Linked DNA regions of Mus musculus: region 2 is linked to region 1. A link is a contact called in ENCODE Hi-C data. All regions are on one chromosome and are shown on one strand. Each heading gives the region's core, a stretch centred on a gene start or an enhancer-like site at or near the end of the contact. The rest is flanking DNA. Distances are from core to core; before and after follow the strand shown.

Region 1 (5,683 bases), core at 897-3,396:
GAATCAGATTTAGCAACACAGTGTCCCCTAAGCGGGCTAAGATTAAACAAAATGACCAAAGAAGAGCCGTGAGGAGTTCCCTATGTGATGCTTCAAGCTACAGCCAAAAATAGAGTGTACAATGACAAGTGACAAGTAATGCCGTCACATCAACTGTGTGTCTGTGACTCAGAGGACATTGAGGAACACAAGGGAGATACCACGTCACACCTGAGACCAGAGGCTCATGTGGAGGGAAGGGGTTGGGGGTTGCTGGGTCCCTGGTACTCTAGTTAGGTGTGAGTTCAAAACCAAAGGGCTGCAAAGGTGAAGGAGACACCGTCTCCTCAGGGGAAAATAAAACAAAGACAATATCAAACTGAAAGTGCAAGGAAAAAGTAAAGGTGGAATTCTGGGGGGCAGAGAAACCAACCAGCTTCAACACCCAACCCAAGGCAGTAGGTGAGAAGTAAGGGTCGGGACACCTTACTAATAAAGAAGACGCGAGCCTTCGGGAACTAGAAATGCGGGCACAGTCCGAGGTTTGACGTGAAGAGCGGCACATGCTCGCGGGGCTCGGAAAGGAAGCGGAGATTTGCCACAGCATGCAGATTTCAAGGGTTGGGGGAAGGGAAGCACCAAAGGTCTCAGGCCCCAGCAACTAGAGCGGCGGTTTTAGTTTCTATGCCTCCGTCCCGCAGGGATTGCAGCTGCATGGTAAAGCTACAGGCTTGGGGTGAACTACAGTGACCATACTTACTGGAGTCTTCCCATTGGAGTAAGTGTAGCTTCCAGGCAGAATAATACAAAAATCCCAGGACCAGGAAGAGGCAGAGGGCTAGCAGCAGATTGCGCACAAATACCAAGAGTCCCATCTTCACATGACTCACAATTTCCTACATGACCTAAAAACAAACAGGAAAGCCAGTAAGATATTAAGCAGTCTTCCTCCGCATAGTGAAGAAACTCTAAAGACCGTTCCAAATGCATGACAACCACTGAGCCCCGGCAGGGCACGCAGGGGGCGTTTCTAGACATACATGTCCTCTCCTTGTTCCTGTGGACGGCAGATTTCTGGCAATTATAAGCTCTCAAATAAGTTTTATAAAAATGTATTTTGATTTCGTGTGTATTGAGTGTTTTGTCTGTATGTGTGTATGCGTGTGCACCATGTGTGTGCTTGATGCCAGCAGAGGCCAGAAGAGGGCATCAGATGCCCTGGAGCTGGAGGCACAGATGGTTGGGAGCTGCCATGTGGATACAGGGAACGGAACCTGGATCCTCTGCAACATCACCAAGTGTTCTTAATGGTCAAGCCAACTCTCTAGCCTTTTGATTTCTTAAAAAAGAAAGATTTTCAAAGATTTACGTGCGGTTATTCATGGGTGTACTACATGCCTGCATGCTCACCACATGCAGTCGGGTGCCAGGGAAGCCAGAACAGGGTATCAGATCCTCTGCTGGCTGGAGTCACAGGCAGTCGTGAGCAGCCCAGCATAGGTGCTGGGAACTCAATCTGGCTCCTCCAGAAAAAGCAATACATGTTCGTAACCACTAAGCCAGCTCTCTAGCCCTTATAAACTTATACTTGCATGGATGGTGGGATTTGTGTACATATAAGTGCTCTGTCTCCAGAGTCCAGAAGAGGACCTCAGATCCCCCAGAGCTTGAGTTATCAGTAAACACTGTTAACCACTAACCATCTCTCCAGCCCTCAAGTAACTCCTCCGTTATATGCCATCCCACCGTCACTGCCCTAGTCACACTGGCACTGTGTTCGGACAAATCCGTTTTTATTCTCTGCATCCATTTGGCACAGAGCACCATTATTTGGTTCTGCTTCAAATTTTCAAGACAGGGTCTCTAACACTTAGACCTAGGCTGACCTAGATCGTGGCCTGTGTAGCCCAGATTGGCCCCAAAGCTATAATCCTTCTGTCTCAGCCCCCAGGTGCTGGCTGAGGCTTCAAGCACGTGCCACCATTGCCAGCTCAGAGTCATTTCTAACATAAGATCTGAAATGTTACTTCCACACTCAAACCTGTTTGGATTCATTTTCTTCTGTTGCTAAAACAAGTAGGGGCAGACTAAACAGTTTACAGTAAAACACATTTATTATCTCAGCGTCCTAGAGGCCAGCACCCCCACTACGGAGTAGCCCTGCTAGGCCCTTGGTGCGTCACAGGCTGCGCCCCGCCCAGAAACTCCCGAGAAGAGCCTGAGTCCATGCTCACTCCAGCTGCTGCCCAAATCTCCTCCCTGTGGCTTGCTTCCGTGCAGGAAGGGCCAGTCTTTGCTCCTGCAGTTTTTCTCCAGCTTTCTCCATGGCCCCCATCAGTCCTGCAGGCTATGCCCCACCCCCCTCCAGTTTGTCCTGTAGCAGCTTGCTTCTGTTTTCAGCTGGAAAAATTCCTTCACTTTTCAGGGCTCCTATGACTACCCTGGACCTGTCTACATAATCCAGGCTTAACTGCCTTCTTTAAAGGGTCATAATCTTCATTATATCTAGAAAGACCCTTTGCCAAGTGAGGTAACATATTCACTGGCTCCAGCAATAGGGAGGCAGGCATCTTCTGCTAACAGATCTCTTGTTCATTCTGAATTCTGCTCAATAGGGTAAGCCCCTGCTACTTTTCAGGCTGCCCCTGCTTCTCTCAGTCTCACCAGTGCCCTGTGCACTAGGCACCCTCTGAACGCCACCTCATTTCCCATCCCAGGGCCTGCCTGGAACCCATTCTCCATCCACTTTGCTACAGTACCTTCTGTACACTCTTTGATACAAACTTGTTTGTATCCATGGTCCAAGAAGACTTCCCTGGGTCAGACCCTGCCCCCACTCCCAATCACTTAACCCAGTAACCAAATAACATGACAAAGACGTATAGGTATAAATATCGATAACGGGCCAGTGGGATGGCTCAGAGGATAGAGGAGCTTGCTTTACCCTGAGCCGGAAGAGCAGAGCCCACTCCACAGGACCCATGTGGTAGGAGAGAACAGTCTCTCGTGACTTCCACAGTCCCTCTGCCTTCCGCACACGCACTACGGCACGCCCGTCCAACCCTAACATACACAGTGTGGAGATAAGTGTAACAGAAATGTATTAATAGCAAGGTGATAAAAAGCTGCAATTTGCAGATGATGGATGTCCCCCTTAGGACAGCTTTTCCCTTACAACTGGGGGAATTCCCTTACTGTCTCACTGCGGAAGACAGTAGAACGCACCGAAAATTCAATAAAGGAGGTAATTATGAGATTAATTTACAGAAAAGCTAAGAGCTTCTTTAAAAACATTCCAAAAATATGCAATTAGAAAATGTAAGATGAGACACTGAAGAGATAGCTCAGTGGTTAAGAACACTGCCTGCTCTTCCAAAGGACTCGGGTTCAATTCCCAGCACAGACACACACACACACACACACACACACACACGCACGCACGCACGCACGCACGCATGCGCGCGCGCGCGCACACGGCAGCTCACAACTGTCTGTAACTCCAGTTCCAAAGCCTCTGACACCCTCACACCAATGCACATGAAATAAAATAAAATATTTATTCTTTTGTTTGTTTTTGTTTTTTGTTTTTTGTTTTTTTCGAGACAGGGTTTCTCTGTGTATCCCTGGCTGTCCTGGAACTCACTCTGTAGACCAGACTGGCCTCGAACTCAGAAATCCACCTGCCTCTGCCTCCCAAGTGCTGGGATTAAAGGTTTGCGCCGCCACTGCCCAGCCAAAATAAAATATTTACAAAAAGAAAATGTAAGATGTAAAGTATTCCATTCATCATGGCAACTCAATCTGTAAAGTGAATTCAAAGTGTAAAGTGCTTAAAAATGAATTCAGAGAGAAATGGACAAGGCTTTCACCAGAGGACACAGCCAACAAGAGTAATGAATGTAGTATGCTCCTCATGACCCTGCAGCTACTGATGGGCCAGTGGAGTCCTCTCCACCAACTCTGCTCTGGTAACATCTACCTGGAGACAGCAGACAGCATCCAATCCCAGAGGCTGAGAGTTCAGTCCCACAGACCCACGCCAGATGCCAATCACGAGCCCCAGCCAGACTGCCCAGTACTTTTGACCCAGGACCGACAATCAGGATTGTCTAGACCACCTGCCTAGGTTCCACTAATTTGACGGACTAGCTCATAAATCCCAAAGAAACACTACATTTAGCAGCAGAAGAGACATGCCAGGTAACACAGAGGAAAGGAGACAAGGGGCTTCCATGGCCTCTGCAGTTGGCACCCTCGAATCTTCACTTGTTAACTCCATCTTTTGGAGATTTGTGGAAACATTGTTACATGGAAATCATTATACAATGGCCACTGTATCAGCTTACTCTCCCTGAAAAGGCTGGGGAGTGAGACTAAAGGTCCCAACCCTTCACTCTGACCTCAGTCCCCTCTGGAAAAGTGTGGTTTGAGTAAGAATGGTCCCCAAAGACTCCTGTGTTTGAATATGTGGTTCACAGCTGGTGGAACTGTTTGGGAAGGATTAGGAAGTGTGGCCTTATTAAAGGCAGTGTATCACTGGGAGTGAGCTTTATAGTTTCAAAAGACTAAAGTCATTCCCAGTGTCCATCTCCACCTTGTGACTCAAGGTGTAAGCTCTCAGTCACTGCTTCAGAGACGTGCCTGTCGCCTGATAGGCTTCCTGACAAGATGGCCTAACCCTTGGAAACTGTAAACCACCCATCAAAGGCTTTCTTTTATAAGTTGCCTTGGTCATGGTATTTTTATCACAGCAACAGAAACTAAGTAACTAAGCTAACCAATCCCCATCCTGCAGCCACACAGCAGCAGCAAGCTGTCAATCAAGCCATTAACACACACCAAGACATCACATACTCTAAAGACGTTAGGAGTTATAGTGTCAGGAGACAGAGGTGAAGACCAAATATATGTGCCACAAATATCGCTGATATCTCATATCAGAACTAACGTCAGTCTGTAATTATTAAGAGGCAGGAATACTGACATGCTACAAAAGAGGCATGGTGGGACAGTGGGCTCTGAAATTGAGCCCCCCAGACGGATGCATAGACATACAGGCACGACGAGTTTATCTATGCACACATACGCATGTTTATTCAATCTAAACATATACATATAAAGGCCTGAGTGGCTCCACAATTGTTATGCTGGCTGCTCCTAGGAAACAGCATGGGGTGGTGCATCCTTGGGAGGCATCTGTTTTCCCCTGTATACTCTTCAGAATTACAACTGTTATGAGTCACAGTATTGCCTCCGTAATTGAGATTTTCAATGCTCCTACACCTTAACTCAGCTCTGCAGCAAATAGTGAGGAGTCCTATGCAGGGCTCAGTGGGTAGGGGGCTTACTGCTAAGCCTGATGACCCAAGTTCAATCCAGAGATCTACATGGTAGAAGAACCAGACTTTTGCAAGTCGTCCTCTGACCTCCATGTGTGTGCCACGCCATGTACGCATATAAACACTATTTTAAACCAGTCCTGTATAGGAATGCCCATTAGCAACACAGATTTTAAAGATAAAATTAACAACAGTTCAAATACCCAATTAGCAAGTGTGATGATTTGTAAGTGCTTGGCCCAGGGAGTAGCACTATTAGGAGGTGTGGCCTCGTTGGAGTGGGTGTGTCACTGAGGGTGTGGGTGGGCTTTAAACCCCTACCCTAGCTGCCTGAAAACAGACTTCTGTTTGGCTTCAGATGAAGA
Region 2 (5,683 bases), core at 2,085-4,584, about 21 Mb after region 1:
CTTGCAGTTCAGATTTCCTGGCTGCAATACTGACATGCTTTCTGCCCGCAGCCTGCTTGACAGTAGTGTCTACTCAGCTTTCTGACTCGAGGAGGGGAAGGGTCTGTGCGTAGGTCTCAGGTCTGTGTGGGGGAGGGGCCCCTCTAGGCTCAGGCTCCAATCTCAGCTGAGTGTAATTCTGGTTTTGTTGTCTTTACTTATGAGGGAGTGGGGCCATTCCTTTCAATCCTAAACTCTCCCTGGAAGCTGTGCCTGGGCCTTCGCTCTTACCCTCTACTGAAGACCACTGCCCCGGGAAGAAGTCAGGTGCTAGCTCCCATCACCGGCAGGGGAGATTGTTAGCCACTTGGAAACCTTTTTGCTCCTCAGGGAAATCTGGACTGTAAGAAGCAGCAGCCAGTGCTCCAGGGAGAGTGGGATGAAGCCCGTGTTGGACGTCATCAAGTAGACGTTCTTACCTGTGAAAGCAGGGAGTAGCGATGCCTGGAGCCCCCAGCGCTCCTGCAGGGCCTGGATTGCTGGGGGAATGCTTTTATTTTATTTTTTTTCCCCTGGCTTTGGGAATGTCCCGTGCCATTCCTAGGGAGGCCACCCTCTGCCCTTGGTGGTCATCCCCGTCAGGGCGGACTAGGGAAAGAGACACTTGCTTTGGATGGTGAAACTCAAGGAGGAGGAGGGTTGGGCTGGCCCTCCTATCTGCCACCTTGACTGTGTAGTCATGACCCAGGCTTGCGCCGCGTTTGTTTAATTGTGTGTGTGCTTTTTGGCCCTGGCTACTAAGGTGATAGAAAGTCTGAGCCTGGGCTTTGAGAGGGATGGATTGTCATTGAGCAATGAGCCGTTCAGGTTGCACCCAGGGTGTGGGTTGTGATGTCAGCTTCTGGCACTGTCCTGGAATGAGCCGGCCCTGCTGAGACAGGTGGGGTGCGGGCATCTCTCTTTCCCGCCTTTCTGGGAGGTTCCTGGACACCTTCCTTCCTTCTCTGAAGTTTCTTCAAAGCTTTGGATTTTTCCAAAGCCAGCATTCTGCATTGCTCGGGCCTCGGTTTCCCCACCTGTAAAGCAAGGTGGTTTGGACAGCAGCTGTGTTCCTTGAAGCCCCAGGCTTTCTTGATGATACTTTAGAAAAAGCTCCTTGGGTAATTAATACAAAATACAACGAGGGCCTGCAAGATGGCTCAGCAGGTAAAGGTGCTTGCCGCCAAGCCTAAGGACCACAGTTCTATTCCCCGGACCCACACGGTAGACGGGGAGAGTCTGCTCCTACAACTCATTCTCTGACCTCCACACATTTGTTTGTGGCATGAATGCACACACAACACACATGCACACACATACATAAATGTAATAAAAAACCCAATACATCAATCAGAATGCTAGTCCAGTCGTGAAAGTGTTCTTGCTTTTATACATTGATGTCTGTCGATGTACCTGACCCCAGCAGCATGCTAACTTTGAAATAGTTGGCTTCTGGTTAAAGAGATGGATATTTTAAAGAGATTGAAAATTTAAGAATATGTAAAGACTGTGGGACTTTTAAAGTTATTTAGATCTTTCTAACTATTGCGTGCTGCCCGAGCAGGCTGCTTATTCAGTTGCCCGCCCACCCGAGTGTGACAAGACACTTGATTTTCTGCTCATGGCCTCATCAGTTGCATTCACTGAACCTAGAACAAGTTAATTTGTGTATTCGAGTCCATAATATAAATACATACAGAAGGGCATTCTGTTCTTACTGGCCGCTGTATGGAGTTCCCCCTACGAGTTTTGTTCCTGGAAGAAAACTTAAAAAAAAAAAAAAAAAAAGGTTAAAAGGAAAATCTCTGGGCTACGTGATGTGAGAGGGGCTACGGAGGAGGCTTGTCAGTAGGTGACACCCCATGTTAGAGCACTTACTTATCTAGCATGCAGACGGGATATTGGGTTGCAATAAGTAACTATATCTGAGCTGCTAGCCTACCTCCGGTTCTTTGACTACTAAGAGGTCACAGTTTAAGAGATGAGACCAAGGTGTTTAGCTGCCAGGTCCCTAGAGTACCAAAGGTATGGTGGCTTCCTGGAGTGTCTAGTGTGGAGCCTTGCGTTGAGCACTGGAGAGGTCCTGGCTGGAGAGGGAAGGGCTCCAGGGCTGTATCTATCCAGAGGACCCCAGAGGCTCCTGCTTGCTTCACTAAGTGGTAAGCTGGCTGTATAGCTAGGTCTAGAGGCTGCAGGTGTCTGTGGTTCCGTCTCATGACTTGTTCCTAGCCACGTTGCACCTGTAGTTTTCCGGTTTCGCTGAGGTAGAATCGGTCCATCTTAAAGCCACCGAGTTTTAAGTATAGCAGTGATTTTTAGAAAATGTAGAGCCATGTACCCATCTCCAGGGTCTGCTTTTAGAACACCCCCCACGCCCCCAAACTCCTTCCTGCCTGTTTGCAAACAGCTCCCCTCTGGAGCAGTCCCTGCCGGTGTCTCTGCCCATCTGATTTTTCTGAATGACTCAAAAGCTGGATCCCATGATCCGAGGTCTTCTGTCCCTGACTTCTTTTACACAGGCCGTGTTTTAGTGATGTGTTGTGTTTGTGTGTATTTGTAGAACATCCCTCCTGATTGCTAAGTCACACACACAGATGGGTATGGGTTTGTCTGTTTCTTCACCTTACATAGTCTTGGTTCCAAGTTTTAAGTGCACACACCACCCAGAGCAGAGCTTCTGGCCCCAGCGTGCCCCCGCCCTGACTCTGCTCACCGCTTCTTTGGTTTCTCTTTGGCCCAACCTGCTCTTTACCGCGTGGGAAGTGTGGTCACCGAGGCTGTATGGAGGGCAAAGTTGTGAAGCGTTGATCTGGAAACCAAAACAAACACTGCTGACTGTCACCACCCAGTCCACCAAGATCTCTTGTTCTGAGTTTGCAAGTCGGGGGGCTTTCCCCCGGGAGAATCCTGACAAAATATCTGAACTTTAAATACCTGCCTTTTCTGAATTAGTCTCCGAGGGACCTGGACTCCCTTGGGGGATCCCAGGGTGTGTGTCATGGCTGATCTTTTTGCCTTTTCAGATGGCTTTGTGTTTATTGTGCTTTCTATAGGTTCTGGGCATCTCCACTTTGGATGGCCAGAGTCTATACCATGACGTGTTCATTTATTGGAGAAGGAGGGTGGGTCACTTTATGGTCGTCAAGCAAAAGTTTTATGCAGGTCCCACTGGCTGTTGTGGGGAAGTTGTTGCCACCATTCCAGGAAGTGACAATTGCTGGCACAGGCAGCCCAGCTGCCTGCCGTGCAGGGTAACTTTCTAGTGTCCCGAGGTTCAAAGCCCCGAGCCCTGTAGGCCCTGTGATTACAGGCTGGCCGACTTTCTACCCTTGCTGCAGATAGACAGGCAGAGTTTATGTGCTCCTGGCTGGCTTAGTCCTTGGTATTTGGGGCAATGGAGGGCTGTCAGAACATCTGAGGGACCCTTGTAGTCTTTTATCTTGGTGGGCCCTTCAGATCCCCTGAACCCATAGTATGGTGCCTCATGGGTGAGTCTGGGGACAGTTGGAAGCTGAGCCCCAGATATTTGATCCAGGCCAACCACAGGCTCTTTCTTCCATGATTCTAAAGGATAGTCTGTATAGAAACAGGTTTGCTATTGATAAAAGAAATCACCAATTCAGCTGTGTACATTCCTGTCAGAGGTGGAGAAACTGAGGCCCGGGGGGTTGGGGGGGGAGCTGCCATCCACAGCTGGCTTTGGGAAGCCCTTCTAACTCATCCTAACTCTGATGCCCACATCTGCCTCCAGCGGGGCCTTCTCAAAGGCCTTCTTCTACTGCTGTGCTCAGAGTCTTTTAAAAAAGCTCGTTCCTAGGACAGGAGGGACTTCTGTCACAGCTATTTCTGACTGTGAGACGGAAGGGGCTGGGCTCCTAGCTAAAATGGAGGGCTCCAAAAGGGGATGTTAAGTGGGCAGCTGGAGTGTCCCTGACTTTCCCAGCATGTCCCAGGGAGGCCCTCCAGCAAGTGGGTACTGGCCGCTTAGTGCTCCGAGCTCCAAAGACTGTCTCAGAAGATTGTCCCCAGGCCTCTGGCACTTTTTACATTTCTGAAGCTCCCAATAATAGGGTCCTTTAATAATAGGGGTTTTCATTTCTCAGTGAGGCACCCTAAGATGATGTGAAAGTGTTCGAATCCTGACTCTGCCGTTCTGTCTGATCATGGGCAAATCTCTTGGCCTCTCTGGGCCTGGCCCTCTGTACAGAGGGATGCTGGGGAAGAATAGTTTAGTTCTTCAGTGAAGGCCCCACAGCCTGGGAAGGTCTGAGGATGCTCTTTATTGTAGCCCACAGAGTCTGTTCCCTTAATTTATAGGGCCCTCTGGGCACAGCCCTGGGCTGCCCAACAAATCCATTTCAGGACACATTGCCTCTGTCTGTGTCCCATGGAAGGCGCCAGAGCCGGTGCTGGGGGTGGAGGGAAGCCTGGCCTCCCCTTTGTCCTGCTGAAGGGCAGTTCGGCCATTCTAGGAGTGATTTGTGCCTCCGGAACTCTCGATTCCCACACCAGCCCTTTGTCTTAAAGGAATCCACACCCATATCCCCTCCTTCTAGGACCTCAGTTCACTGGAGAACGGGGTTACTAAGTCTCTTGGCCAGCTAGGCATCTCCCTGGGGGACAGATTTGGGAAGGCCTCTCAGAGCCAGAGGGAGGGGAGGGAGGGAGAGAGGTCCCAGAAAAGAAGGGAAACCAGGGGACAGCTGACTCTGAAGATTCCTTCCTTCCCGGAGGAATGCAGGCGAGGCTTTCTGCCGCTGCTGGGGCCCCACCGGATGCATGCCTACTCACCCCCACCCCCACCCCCAGCCGCTGTGCACAGCCACATGTATCCGTGCACAAAACTCGAACATGCTTGCAAGCACCTGGTCTCTGGCTTGAATCTCCACACGTGTCCTGTCAGGTCGCTGTTGAAGGACACTGAAGGGGAGAGCAGACTCTAGCAGACTCTCTTGCATGCATCCTTTGCTGCAGCTAGATTCCGTGGCTTCTGGTGGCAGAACTGATCGAAGCCCCGCTGGGTATCAGATCCTGGAGGACTGGGTGGGACTTTGTGGTCCCCTCTTTGTTGGCATTGGGGACATGATGCCAGACGGGCATTCTGTGTAGTTTTGTGTCACAGATGGCTGGAGTCCTGAGACAGGACTACCTACCCTTGGTTCCCCCTGTGCTCAGTAGTAAATGTGTGAGCCCACTGAGACTGCACTTCCTCCCACCCTGTTGCCCCCACACTCTGAACCCTAACAGGCTGGGATGTGGCTGCTCTCCGGTGCTCGGCAGCTCCGCTGCTCCCAGCTTCCTTCAGTGTTCACAGTGCTCAGTCAGACCGACCAGAGTCCACAATGAATAAATATTTGTGCAGTCTGGGAGGACTGCAAGTCTGGCTGCTGGCTGCTACTAGGTGCCCAGGAGACAGAGAGGTCAGGTGGCACAGGCTGGGCATCTTAGGGGTCTGGCTTACTGGGAGGAAGGGTCAACATCTGGAGTTAGAAGGCACAGCTTCAGTCCGGATATAGCAATTCTGTGAGCTGGCATGATGCCCAGGCCTAGCACAATAGAGAAAAACTGTGGGAGTCTGGGCAAGGTGGTAAGCCTCTCCCAGTCTCAGTTTCCCCATCAATAGAATGGGAAGGCTGCTCATTGTGGTACCATGCGTCTACATGTC

The links. A loop is a pair of places that touch in the nucleus more often than their neighbours do.
Region 2: a loop to region 1 is called in a map of T-helper 1 cell, with 10 times the contacts of the local background. The contact joins two enhancer-like sites. A Hi-C loop is called at or near these places in 2 of 37 maps with a recorded cell type or tissue (T-helper 1 cell and T-helper 17 cell).

Annotation. Positions count from the first base shown.
Region 1 is chr4:118,106,810-118,112,492 of GRCm38, forward strand. It overlaps St3gal3 (ST3 beta-galactoside alpha-2,3-sialyltransferase 3), which reads right to left. Exons shown (of 12, transcript NM_009176.5): 2 at 740-884. The coding sequence starts at 854. Among named protein-coding and RNA genes, the nearest start is that of St3gal3, 25 kb to the right of the region's middle. Within about 2 kb of position 2,147, at least 1 of the 3 ENCODE cell types and tissues checked has a DNase peak (open chromatin) inside an H3K27ac peak, as active enhancers do.
Region 2 is chr4:139,576,382-139,582,064 of GRCm38, forward strand. All of the region lies in intron 1 of Iffo2 (intermediate filament family orphan 2), which reads left to right. Among named protein-coding and RNA genes, the nearest start is that of Iffo2, 4.5 kb to the left of the region's middle. Within about 2 kb of position 3,335, at least 1 of the 3 ENCODE cell types and tissues checked has a DNase peak (open chromatin) inside an H3K27ac peak, as active enhancers do.